2 separate regions of the Homo sapiens genome follow, and region 2 is linked to region 1. The links are chromatin contacts, found by Hi-C or POLR2A ChIA-PET in ENCODE. All regions are on one chromosome and are shown on one strand. The core of a region is the stretch at or near the end of the contact, and the rest is flanking DNA. Distances in the headings are between cores, read along the strand shown.

Region 1 (6,867 bases), core at 4,336-6,835:
GATAGCAGGGGTTGCCTGAGCTCCTTCCAGGGATGGGCCAGCTGGTGGAAAGGAGATTCGGCCCCCTGATGCCCACAGTAAGGGCCTGGACCCTCCTGGAGGGGCCCAGGTGGGGTGAAGAGGGGGAGGGTGCCAAGCTCTCCGTTCTTCCTATTTCGGTGTATCCCGTTCTGCCTCCCAGTCCGCAGGGTTCCCCCAGAGAGGGAAGTCCGGAGCTCGCCGGGCACGCAGCATGTGCTCAATAAACCGGGAGTGTGGTTATTGTTAGGTATTGACAAATAATTGGTTTCCCTTCCCCTAGGGGCACAATGTTCCTTCTGCTCCAGTCATTCCTGATCAGCAGCAGAAAATCTTCAGTCCTGCCGCATTTTCTGATGCCTCCTATGGGTGGCCACCTTGGTGGAGGCTGGGGTGGGGGAAGAGGAAGTACAAAGAACAGAGCTCTCCTGGGAAGCTAAATGGCAACCAGAACCTAGTATCGATGGCTTTATTGAGTGGTCAGTGTGGGTCAGGCAAGGGGTGAGTGCTTTACATGAATGTGGCTGGTCCTTACAATAGAAGAGAAAGCCAAAGCTCAGGGCAGGTTACAAGACCTGTCTGAGGTCACAGGACTAAATGTGGTGGACCCAGGTCTAATGCCAAATCATGAGCTTTTAGCTTTGCAGGCTTCTTAGACCAGAGAGGGCTGATGGCAGTCTCCACCCAGAAAGCCCCTTTCCACTCCTTGAGCAGTCCTTTGGGTTGGTGTGTCACCTCCAGGCAGGAGGAAAAGCCTTCAGGATTGGCTGCTTTTCTGGGCCACACTGGGTCAGCTAATTCTTCTCATTCATTTATCCAGCAGACATTTATCACTTTTGGGCGCCACAGGAATAGCCCTGAACAAGATGTAGTTTCTACCCTTAATGGAACTTATGGTCATATGGGAAAAACAGACAAATAAGCAAGCAGTTAAAATACAGGAGTAAGTGCCAGAAAGATGATTAGAGATTAGCTGCTGAAGGAGGGCCAGGGCTGGGAAGAATGTTCCAAGATCAGGGAACAGCTGTGCAAAGGCTTGGAAGAGGAAGAGACATTGGGAGCACAGAGACTTGATTATATCAGTGTTTGGGTCTCATTGAGGCAGGTGGCCTGGGTCTTGTGGGCTGTAGGGAGCCATAGAAGGGTTTTGAACAGAGGAGTGGCATGAACGTTTTATAGACTGGTTTGGTAGACAACTTTGGAAAAGCAAGAGATGGTCCACGTACACACATGAGCCTGGAAGGTGAGGAGAACTCTAATGTGATCTGAATTCCCAAAAGCAGTCCGTTTGGAGGTGATCCCATACAGACTCCTGGGCCTGGTCCAAGACTTAGTGAATAGACTCTGCCCTCGAATAAGGTTTTAACAAGTGCTTCACAAGATTCTGAGCAGCCAGCTTTGGGAAGACTTAAATTGGATGACTGTCCAAAGGTCTCCAGTAGAAGGGCTGGGTCAGTTTACCTCTCTGAGGTTGTTTTATCATCTCTAAAATTGGGGGCATGGGTGAGGTTTGAACTCAGAGCAATGCTGTAAAACAGATATTGTTTTCACCCCCATTTACAGATGAGGAAATGGGCTTGGAGAGGTTTAAACAGCTTACCTCAAACCATGAAGCCAGGAAGTGGCTGAGTCTGAGTTTAACCTTTACATTTATACAGCATTTTATGGGTCTATGACTTTATTCATAGAGTTTTCCATGTCTGGTGTGGATGAGTCTCCTTTGGTTCTTGTGGCCTAGGTAGTTATGCTGAGCCCCATAGATAGTGAAAGATTAGGTCCAGTCCTTTTGCTTGAGTTGCTTACAGTCTGGCCATGGCCAGCATATAAACAGAAAGTTATGGTGCAAAGGGAAACCTGTTCTCCCAGAGGGGCCAAGGGATTGAGAGGAGAGAGCCTCTAGCAACCAGGGTGTTTTAGTCCATTTTGTGCTGCTATAACAATACCACAGACTGGATAACTTATAATGAACAGGTATTTATTGGCTCACAGTTCTGGGTGCTGGGGAATTCAGTGTCAAGGGGCTGGCAACTTGTGAGGGCCTTCTTGCTGTGTCATCCCATGGCAGGTGAGAGGGCAAGAGAGGGCAAGAGGGAGTTGAACTTGCCCTTTTATAAGGGTGTCAATCCACCCATGAGAGTGCAGCCCTCATGGCCTAATAACCTCTTAAAGGTCCCACCTCTTAATACAATGACAAATTTCAGTGTAAGTTTTGGAGGGTACAACCATAGCACAGGCAGTCTGGGAAAGCCTTCTGCCTTGTGAGTTGGATCTTGCAGGATGAATTAGCATTTTGTAGTCAAGGAAGAGAAGGGAGAAATTCATTTCTGGCCAAGGGACCAACCTGGGCAAAGCCATGGAAGCACATGTGTGTTGGGAATGAAAGCATAGGCTGGAGAGGGTGACAGGTTATGGTGGCTGTGGAGGGCGTGGAGGAGATACGGCCAGAAGGGACCCATAGAGTTGGGGGTGGGAGGCTAAGATGGAAACCTCATAGTTTTATTTGAAAGATGAAACTACGGCCAAAAGAAAGGAAATGGACTGGATGGGGCAACAAGACAGCAGGGAGACCATTCAGGGAGCTGCTAAAGTGGTCCAGGTAAGAGATAATGATGTTGACTTTGAGAGACATTTAGGAGGCATAAGTGCAGTAAGCTGGATCTGGAGAATAATGTAAAGATGGGACGCCTTGAAGGTGTCACTCAGATTTCTGGCTTAATGAATGAGTAATGCCACGAATGGACATAGGACATTACAGAAGGAGCAATACAGTTGGGAAATACTTAACATGTCAATAACCATTTACTGAGCACTGAGAAGGTGCAAACTACTATGCCAAGCACTTTATACACATTTAGGTGATTTAATACTCATAGCAACCCTAGGAGTGGGTACTATTATTGTCTTTTTTTAAAAACAAAGAGTGTAAATAGCTTTTCTGAGATAAGCAGACAAGAGTCAGGATTTGAACCCATGGCTATCTGATTTCTCAGTCTATGCTCCTGAGCCCCTCAGCAATTCTGCTTGAGGGAACTGCTAGCCATGACTCAAGACTCAGCTCAAGGCTTGGTTCCTCTAGGGAGCCTTCCCTGAATCTTCCTGGCTGGGCTGAAGATCCTCCTCTGTGCTGCGTGTGTATACTTCTGTCATCACATTTCTTACATTCTATTGACATTTTGTAGACCCATCTGTTTCTTTAGTCAGAGAACTCTGGAGGCAGGTTGGTCCCAGTCATTTTTGCATCCCCATTGCCTAGCACATGATTGGCTGACCAAATGCCAGTTACTCTGGACAGTTCTGTTCCCTTCTCCTCTCCACATATTCAGTTAGTGAGCAGGTTCTGCTAACAACGGTCTCCTAAATATTTATTTGTACTGTTGGGGCTCAGAAAGCGATACCCCAAAGACTGGCGCTTTGACATGCTGAGAGGCCTTCGAAGCTGCCTCAGAATCAAGGTCCCTCTAACCTTCTCTCCCAAGTATAGGGAGGCACTCTCTCTAGAATTTCCTAATCTGATCGAGAAAACGTCTTTCCAAAAGAAACAAAATTGCCTTCCTCCCCTCTCCGAAATCTCATCTAGCTCAGAAAAGAAGACTGAGGAAGGCAACTACGCCTGGATGGATTTTTCACAAGATGATGCCTGTTTCTCGGGCTCATTCAAATTCTAAAGAGAATCATTTACAAGTTAATTTCTGTCCATTTTTTCGCCCTAAGAATCACTTGCTGCCCTCAGAAGAATTGTCTATATTCTCCATCTCTCCCCTTCCCCTATGAAAAAGAGTGTATACGCTTCTGTACCCCATTGGGTTATTGGGTAATCATTCTCCTGTGACCCTTCCCTTCCCACCCCCTCGCCTCCCCGCCCCGTGCTATGCACGTTAAAATAAAATTTTGTATGTCTTTTCTCCTATTAATCTGCCTTTTGTCAGTTGATTTTCAGTGAACCTTGGCCCCTACAATACTGTTCCCTTTTCTCCATCTTCACTGCCAGAGCTTAGCTTTGAGCTGTTTGAGATAATAGAGGAAGGGTGTCTAATGTGATAAGCAGTCTATGTATGAGGCTTCCTCTGGAGGTGACCCTTAAGCTTGAAAATTGTGCCAGAGCACAATCTGGCATAGTAAAGAAAGGTGGGAAGGGCACTACATGGCCAGGCACGGTGGCTCATGCCTGTAATCCCAGCACTTTGGGAGGCTGAGGCGGGCGGATTGCTTGAGCTCAGGAGTTCGAGACCAGCCCTAGCAACATGGTGAAACCCAGTCTCTACAAAAAGTACAAAAATTAGCCAGGCCTGGTGGTGTGCATCTGTGGTCCCAGCTACTCGGAAGGCTGAAGTGGGAGGATCACTTGAGCCCAGGAGGTTGAGGCTGCAGTGAGCTATGATTGTGCCACTGCACTCTAGCCTGGGCAACAGAGCGAGAGTCCTGTTAAAAAAAAAAAAAAAAGCGGCCAGGCGCAGTGGCTCACGCCTGTAATCCCAGCACTTTGGGAGGCCGATGCGGGCAGATCACCTGAGGTCGGGAGTTCGAGACCAGCTTCCCCAACATGGAGAAACCCCTTCTCTATTAAAAATACAAAATTAGCCGGGCGTGGTGGTGCATGCCTGTGATCCCAGCTACTCAGGAGGCTGAGGCAGGGGAATCACTTGAACCTGGGAGGCGGAGGTTGCGGTGAGCCGAGATCACGCCATTGCACTCCAGCCCAGGCAACAAGAGTGAAATTGAACAACAACAACAAAAAAGGTGGGAAGGTAGATGAAAAAGCATCAATAAGGCACTGAGGTGTGAAACAGTGTGGTCTGCCGGGTTTAGTATGTGCGAGCAAAATAAATATGCAGGCTGAGATTAGTGGGATGAGGGTGGGAAGGGCCTTGTGGGAGCATTAACAAGCTTGAGCTTTGGGACTTTTCTGTATATGATAAAATTGATGTCTGTATAGGGTACAGTGGGGACACAGAGGAGGAAGTGAATACTTGTACCCAAGAGGTCATGTAAGACTTAGGTTTTACTATATTTGAATTATTTTTACACTAACAATAGCCACATTTATTTCCCTGCTGGCTGTGTGCCTGCCACAGTACTTTACAAATATTATCTCTTCCAACCCTCACACCATCCTTGCGAAATGGGTGTTATTACCTCTACACAGAAGGGGAAGGGAGGCTCAGACAGGTTAATAATGTTCCCAAGGTCACTAGAAAGCTAGCCCGGATCCCAAGAGGTCTTAAAGCACTAAAATATACTCTTCTAAGAAGAGCTTCTTGAGGTCAGGGATCATGTCTTTTGTTTTTGCGTGCCCAGACCTAGGTCTTAGAAGACGCCTAATAAACATCAGTTGAAAAAAATGACTGGATGATCTTTCACTTTTTCCACGCAGAAAACACGTGGCGACATCACTGAGAAACCTCCCGGCCAACAGAGGGCGCGACGTCCATTTCAGCGCAGTGGGGCCCAGTTGCGGACGCCTAGCTTCCTTCCGTCCTTTGGCTGAAGTTCAGCCAATCCCTGCGCTCCGAGAGAGCCGGCGGCCAGTGGGCAGGGTCACAGGGCAAGGTCCCGCGGGCCGCTGGGTGCGGCGACTTCCGTGCTCCCGGCGAGCGGGCGGAGAGCGGGGGCCGCACTGGGGAGTGTGGGCTGGGCCGCAGGTGAGCGCGCGGTCCCGGCGAGCAGGTCGGGTCAGCCCAGGCCAGTAACCTCTGAGTTACGGGAGGAGTGATCGCTAGGGTCCACCCCGGTCCCGGCCAGATCTGCCAGCTCCCCTCTCTGGCGGGTGTTCTGGTGCCAAGTCTGGGAGCCCAGGTAGCCCTCCGCAGACAGGGCTTCTCGGCACCTCAATGAGGACGGACGTTGATGAGGCCATGAATGAGGTGGGCTAGGGACAGGGGACCGGGAGACTCACAGAAGGGAGAAGGGTAGCCATTTGGATGGACCTTCGCCTTACTTGCGCTCCCATTCCTGGACTGCGCTCTAGTGACTGTCAGGGCTAATTCTTCCGCCTTCTCAGGCCTCCTGTGTCCTTGTTAGTAGTTCTTGAATTTGGGACTACGGCTTCTGGCCTCGTTGGGCCTCCGGGCCCTCGCACTGGGGCAGGTTTCCCAGCAGCCCAGTTGACCTTTACCGGATGCTTTTGGCAGACGTCCTCCATGCCGGGCTGGAAATATGCGTCACAGTGTTTTTCAGACACTTTTGCCTCTTTCATTGTGATACCCTGCCTGGGGACGACTATGATGGAGTCTTTAGGTTTTTGTAATCAGCAAAGGCATCTGTTATGCTCCTGCCACCTTTTGGGGGAGAGTGGGTGGAGGATGTTGTGATTTTACACTAGGGAGTTTGGGCTGTCATTCATTCGTTCAGCAGACCTTTTTTGGGCACTCTGCCAGGCAGGGTAGGAGAGGTGCCTGGATGGATAGGGCATAATTGGGCCAGACAGACACGGTTCTTAGCCTTTTGGAGCTTAAAGTGTCTTGAGAAACGCAGACAGGGTAAGCCAGCATCGTGCCTGACACAGAGTAAGTGGTTATAAGTGTCGAATAAAGGAATGAATTGACTTATTTGGGAATGATTAGAATGTGAGCAGGACGGTAGCGAGAGACTTTATGCTGCATGTGAGAGATAGTTGTGAACTCATGCGCGATATGTTTTAAGACAGGTTTGGAAATCTGAACGGACAGTTGCTATTTAGGGAAGCATTTACTTATACAGAGGACTTGCTTTAAAGGTGGAAGTAAAATGGAGAAGTATTAGGTTTGGGATTCTTCAGAGGTGCCTCTTTTAACTATTACTATGTCTCTGAATTTCATAAATCCCTGAGTACAATCTCAGAGTTTGGGAAAAGGAAAGCTCTTCTAGGTAATG
Region 2 (6,132 bases), core at 1,288-3,787, 2.6 Mb before region 1:
AGGGGCCACAAATTAGGGAGGGCAGAGGCTGATGTCATGCCAGCCTTGGGCAGCCCACCTAGGAGCTCCCTCAGGGCAGCCAGAAAATCATCCCTTCTCAACCCTGTGTCTGGGGTCTCCCCGTCCATGCCAACAGGAACTTTTCCCTGTGAGCCATCCACCCAGCACTGACTCATCAGCCTGCCTTGGAGGGAACTGGGAAAAAAGTGGGGCCAGAGGGTGGAGCCTGGATTGACGGGAGAAGTCTGGGTTTCCCAAGGTCAGCAGCAGCCCTGGCTTCCCTCTCTGCCCCTACCTCCCCACCCCATTCCTGTGCTGGGGGATGGGGGTGGGAGTCACTGGGGGCTGAGTCCTGGCTCTGGCCCCGGGGAACCTCCAGAGACTGGTCCAGCCCAGGCTGCTTCAGCTGAGTCAGTAGGGATCCAAGTTGCAGCTCGCCTGAGGCCAGAGCATCAGGCCACCTGCCCACAACCCATGTAAAGCTGGACCCAGCCTTGAGGTCACTCTTGGACACAGTCACTGGACCTGTTTTCGTGGGAGCCCAGGTCTGAGACAAGAAGGCCTCAGAAGCCCAGCCCCTGAAATAACAACAACAACTGCTACTACCACTGCCTACTACCACTACTATGGTTCCTGAACGCTTGCTCCTCTCCGGGATCCGCACACTCCCTCCTCACAACACCCACCTGAGATCAGGTTCCGAGGGGTGAGTGAGCAGCTGCCCACGGGCTGGTCCCCTTTACAGCCCTGCCTCACATTACAGGAGAGGAGTGGAGACACAGTGCTGGCCTCAGGGAGGGACCCACAGCATAAGGTAAGCTCTGCGGACAGAGGGACCTGGGCTGGAACCCTGCCTCTGTCACTTACCAGTAGCGCGACCCTAGCCTCATAAAAGGCTTTCCCTCCCTCTAGACCAGTCCCTAAGAAGGAAGTCACTTCTTCCAGCCCACCAGAGCTGCAGAGACAGTCATCCTTCCATGTGTCCTGGCCACAGGAGAGATGCGAACCTCATGTGTCCTGGCCACAGAAGTGACACTTACCTCATGGCCACGTTGCTCCCATCGATGACCACTGGTCTCAGGTCGCTGCCCTCCTTTTCCTCTTCTGGGAGTGGAGGCTCCAGGTTGGGAGCCTTAGGGGTGCCACCACCCCGCGGGACTAGAGGGAGCTGAGGGCAGGGGTCCGGTGAGGTCTGGCGCTCCCGCTCGGTGGCTGTCCCGTGTTTCACCAGCTCACCCAGCACCGTGTTGGTGTCTGCCTGGACGCCCAGCTTCTGCAGGACGCTGTGGATCTCCGTGGATGAATAGCCCAGCTTCCGGAAGAAGTCCACCTTCATCTGCAGTTCCAGGGCCGAGGCCTCCTCAGCGGCCAGCTCTTGACCCGGCCTTGGGGTGCCCTGACGGCTGTGGCTGTCCTCAAATTCCCACAGACTCATGGTGGGGCTGGCTTCCAGGACAGGCTTCTCTCCACAGGGGCCACTCATAGCTCAGACTCCTGGAAGGCCCCGCGCCACAGCTCCTACTGAACAACCAACAGGGTTAGGGACGGTGAATAGCGCTCTCTCCTAACCTCCCTCCCAAAACCACATCCAGCAGGATGAGGGATTGGTGGCACTACACACTGCATCGTGTTATTAGTTCAGGTTGTCCTCTCAAAAGCTCTCCCAGCTAGGCATTCCCATTCCCATTCTATAAAGGGAGAAACTGAGGCACAGACATTAAAAACGTGCTCAAGGTCATCCAGCTGTTAGCTGGTGGCTCGAAGATCGGAACTTAGTCTGAACTAAGACTGGAACTACCCCAGCTGTAAAGCCTCGAACCCCCACGCCAACCCAGGGGACCCAGAAGGCAGGGACGGGGCTCTCAGATGGAATCCTGGGGCTGGAAGTGCGTTGCGGGGCCCAAGGCTTCCCCACTGAGGCCACCACTTTCGCCCACCCGTCCGGCACTCAGAGCTCAGGCCCAGGCAGCGCAAGGCCCATGGCCGGACTCCCGGAGCCGGGGAGGGCAAGTTTCTGGGGTGACCCGTGGGGAGAAAAGTTGCTGGAAAACTTTGGTTGGCTGCCGGGAGCTGGTGACGCCGAGGCTGTCCCGGCCCGAGACCCGCGCTTGCTCGGCCCGCGATCCCGATCAGGAACCTGGTGCTCTTCCCCGGCTCTCCCAACTTGGGCAAAGTTGGAGGGGTCCTGAGGCCCGGCGGGCCGGGGAACAGGACCCCGACCCTTCCGTCCCCTCCCCTCTCCACCCCTCCCGTCCCCTCCCGTCCCCTCCCCTCGGCTCGGCTCGGACCCCGCCGGAGCGCTCCCTGCCGCTTCCCCGCCGAGGCCCGCACCCTCCCCGCCGCGCCTCACCCCGCCATGCGCCAGCGGCGGCCGGCGGCGTCTCCATGGGGCCGAGTCCTGGGGGTAAGGACGGCGGCGCCTTTATATGGGGCGGCGCGCGGGCAGGTGGTGGTGAGGCACTGACGCGGAAGCGGGCAAGGGGCGGGGCCGTCCCGGGAGACCGCCCCGGGGGCGGGGCTGCCTCGCCCCTTCCTGCTCCGCTCCTCGCGTCGCGGCCCCGCCCCCGCGGCCGCTGCGCGCCGGACGGGGCCCAAGCGGGGGTCGGAGCCTCAAGGCTGCGGCGGCGACGAGCTCCGAGCGGGACACTGAACGGCCCGTATGCGCAAGATAAGCACGGACTGAATCAGGTACACGCACCTGCCGGGGACGCACTGACCGAGGTGCGGACGGCGGTACCAGGACAGGTAAAGCCGCGAACACTCGGACCTAAGAACTTGACAGGTACACCCTGCCTGATGAAGCTACGTACGGCCAGGTGCGCATCGAGTGAATCAGGTACGCGGAGGTTGGTCCACGCACCTTGGAGGCAGGTCCATGGTTATAGACAGGTACATCCAGACAGGCACTTTTCAGATGGAGTCAGGCCCCCTCAAGACACACTGTGCTTAAAGCCGTCACACAGAGGTTGGCCACCCCCGGGGCCAGGTACACTTTTCCTGAAATCTGTACTTTACTAGGACCAAAAGGCAGGTTCAGTCAGCAGATGCACAATGACCGAGGCAGAAAACCAGGCAAAAGAGGGCCATTTACCCCAATCACCACATGAATACTGTCCACACAAGAATACTGTCACCCATACCGCAGAACTCACTGAGCGCCCCCACTGGAGGAGCACCCTTGCTCCATGAAGATGCTTTTAGTTTCCCAGGTCAGACCTGATCCCTCGCATGAGCACAGCACTTTACAGGCTTACACTCACGGGCTTACAGACAGAGGTCATTATGCTGATGTTACCCTTGAGAAATTCTGCAAAGGCTAAACTGCCCCAGCTGGAAAGACTCGAACCAGGATGGAGAGCTCCTATTCTAGTGCTCCTATTATTTGCCATTTTTGTGAACCACGAGTGACTGAGGGCAGAGGGGAGCCTGGCTTCCTATGTGTGTGTGTGTGTGTGCGTGCGTGTGTGTGAGTGAGAGAGAGAGAGAGAAAACACAGAGCCCACACGCTGGAGGACAGAGCCACATGCCACCAGTGCTTACTATGTGCCAGTCCTTTGTTACATTCTCTCTACCTCATCATAGGCATGTATCCTATAAGTGCTAGTGTTATAATAAATACTTGTTTATTGTAAAAGACACCATAGACACAACTGTACATGTACAGCTTAAAGAATAATAGTAATAATAAAAAAGCCATGTATCCATCACCTAACTTAAAAAATAGACCAGTGCCAGTACCTTGAGGCCCTCTGGGTGCCCCCATCACAGCCTCCTGCCCACATCCTGAAGAACTAGTTTCCTGAACTTTAATTGTGCTAGTCATTCTCTTGCTTTTTCTTGTAGTTTTACCACCTCTGTATGCATCCCTAAGTGGGATATTGTATAGTTTTGCTATTTTTTACTTTGTGTAAACGGAGTCATTCCATAATTATGTGACTTCCTTTTTCATACAGCATTATATTTTTAAAAATCCATTTTGATTGCCTGCATACCTGTAATTTATTTTACTACTGAATAGTGTCCCATTTTATGAATATACCACTGGTTACTTATTCAGTCACCTGCTGTTGGATGTTGTTTCTAGGATTTTTTTTCTATTACAAAGACTGTGCTTTGGATATTCTTGTATGTATCTTAATGAAATTGTACAGTGGAGGAAATGGATGTTCAGAGATTCAGAAAGGTGAAGTCACCTGCTCAGGCTCTGGGGGCTGGTGGAGCTGGAACTCATGTAGCTCTCTCCAAGGCAGTCCATCTCCCCATCCACACCTGCTTGTTCGGGAGGCCACCAAAGACCCCAGGGAGGCAGGCGTGTACGTCTCTATCTGGACCCTGAGGCTGTTCCTCTGGGCTTGCTTGCTCTTACCTAGCGGTGTTCCTGCTTTGTTGCCTGGTCATCTTTGAAGACCCCAAAGTGTCCCCTTCTCTGCTCCCCAGGCACAGCAGCTCCAGGGGCTTGGCAACCCAAGGAGAGAGGAAACACAAGGCCCCCTGCTGCATGCCAGCTCACATCCCATGCTGGGCACCTCACATGCTTGCTGTCACTCCAGCTGAGTGCGGTGCCGGCGGCACCCCTAACCTCACAACAGTCCCTTTTACAGATGAGAAGAGCTCAGTTATGTTAAGCATTTATTCGCTATAGCAACTACCTTTAAGATAGTAAAAACATTAAGTGATGTGTCCAGGTTAATAATGATAATGACAATACTAATCAATCATAGAGATAATGCCTCCCATTTATAGAGTGCTCACTGGGTGGCAGGCACCAGCTAGCGCCTTGCAGACACTTTCGGGCCTCTGCTCTGCTTCTTCCTTGGCTTGGAGTGCCCTTCCCTCTCTCCCACCCAGCTGCTTCCTAGCCAGTTCCATTCATCTTTTGGATGATGTCACCTCCTCTGTGAGGCCAGCCAAGACTCCTTTGATGCTGGTTGTACCCTCCTAAGTGTCCCCACAACACCCTGCCTATGTCCCAACGTGTTAGATTGTCTTTGCCAGCCTGAGACCTCCTCTGGAGCTGCAACAAGACCAGACTCTGCTCCTGCTCCCAGACCCTCTGCTGCCCAGCCCTGTGCCAGTAGGAGCCAGCAGGACTAGGCGATGAGTCATGCTGCTCCCTGCCCTCCCAGAGAGAGCCACAGTCTCGCTGTCTTCCGGCTCATGCTACTTCCCAAGAAGCCGACTCTCCTCTACAGAACCCACGGCTTCTTTGGGGAACCCCTGCTCCGTTTACAGCTGGATTTTGCAAACTTTGGCCCTAATCCCCAGGAGTTCTCTGAAGCCGAGCCCACACAAACCCCTCTGCCTCTCGTATGCCTGTCTTGGCAGCTGGGCTGGCTAATTTCCTTCTTGGAGCCTGCCTGGCCTCCCACCATCTATCTGCCTGTGCCCAGCCAGCGTAGGTGGGGTCTGCAAAGCTTGTGGACTGGTCACTGCCTGAGGGTGGTGGGGGGTTGGGAGATGAGGTTGGAGAGGGAAAGGTCCCAGGAATGACCTTGGCTTTCAGTTGCTTCACTGGGCAGCTCAGCCTGGGGAGGACCCGGGAACTGGGCTACCTCTGTAGAAAGGCTGGGCAGGCTGCCCTCAAGCCTTAAGGGAGTGGCTGCTGAGGTGATGTTTAAATTCAACAAGGCCTCCTAGAAGTGAAGAAAGGACCAGATCCCTCCCATGTTTGAGACTCCTGGTATATTTCTTTTTATTTTTTATTTTCGAGATGGAGTCTGGCTCTGTCGCCCAGGCTGGAGTGCAGTGGCGCGATCTCAGCTCACTGCAAGCTCCGCCTCCCAGGTTCATGCCATTCTCCTGCCTCAGCCTCCCGAGTAGCTGGGACTACCAGTAGCTGGGACTACAGGTGCCTGCCAACACACCTGGATAATTTTTTTGTGTTTTTAGTAGAAACGGGGTTTCACCGTGTTAGCCAGGATGGTCTCGATCTCTTGACCTCGTGATCCGCCCGCCTTGGCCTCCCAAAGTGCTGGGATTACAGGCATGAGCCACTGCTCCCGGCCAGACTCCTGGTATATTTCAAAAAGACATGTCACAGCAGGGCTACAAAAATCAATGTATGTTTTAAACGGTAACTGAACAAATTAACTCTTTTTTTTTTAAATCATGCATTCAAATGCGGTGCAATAT

Evidence for each region. A loop is a pair of places that touch in the nucleus more often than their neighbours do. ChIA-PET counts read pairs that join two places held with the same protein, here RNA polymerase II (POLR2A). Pooled maps may share reads with other maps.
Region 2: a map of ascending aorta shows a loop between it and region 1 (4-fold over the local background). The contact joins the promoter of LITATS1 here to the promoter of SMIM12 in region 1. A Hi-C loop is called at or near these places in 1 of 168 maps with a recorded cell type or tissue (ascending aorta) and 13 of 50 pooled maps. POLR2A ChIA-PET finds 5 or more read pairs at or near these places in 1 of 52 experiments (activated CD8-positive, alpha-beta memory T cell).

The regions. Positions count from the first base shown.
Region 1 is chr1:34,858,467-34,865,333 of GRCh38, reverse strand. SMIM12 (small integral membrane protein 12) reads left to right here and starts at 5,585. Exons shown (of 2, transcript NM_138428.6): 1 at 5,585-5,657. RefSeq lists a silencer at 5,634-5,763.
Region 2 is chr1:37,470,848-37,476,979 of GRCh38, reverse strand. LITATS1 (lncRNA induced by TGF-beta and antagonizes TGF-beta signaling 1) reads left to right here and starts at 2,537. Exons shown (of 3, transcript NR_038842.1): 1 at 2,537-2,836. ZC3H12A (zinc finger CCCH-type containing 12A) reads right to left here and starts at 2,400. Exons shown (of 6, transcript NM_025079.3): 1 at 2,351-2,400; 2 at 1,041-1,521. The coding sequence starts at 1,483. RefSeq lists an enhancer at 1,456-1,555 and silencers at 2,206-2,665, 3,126-3,225.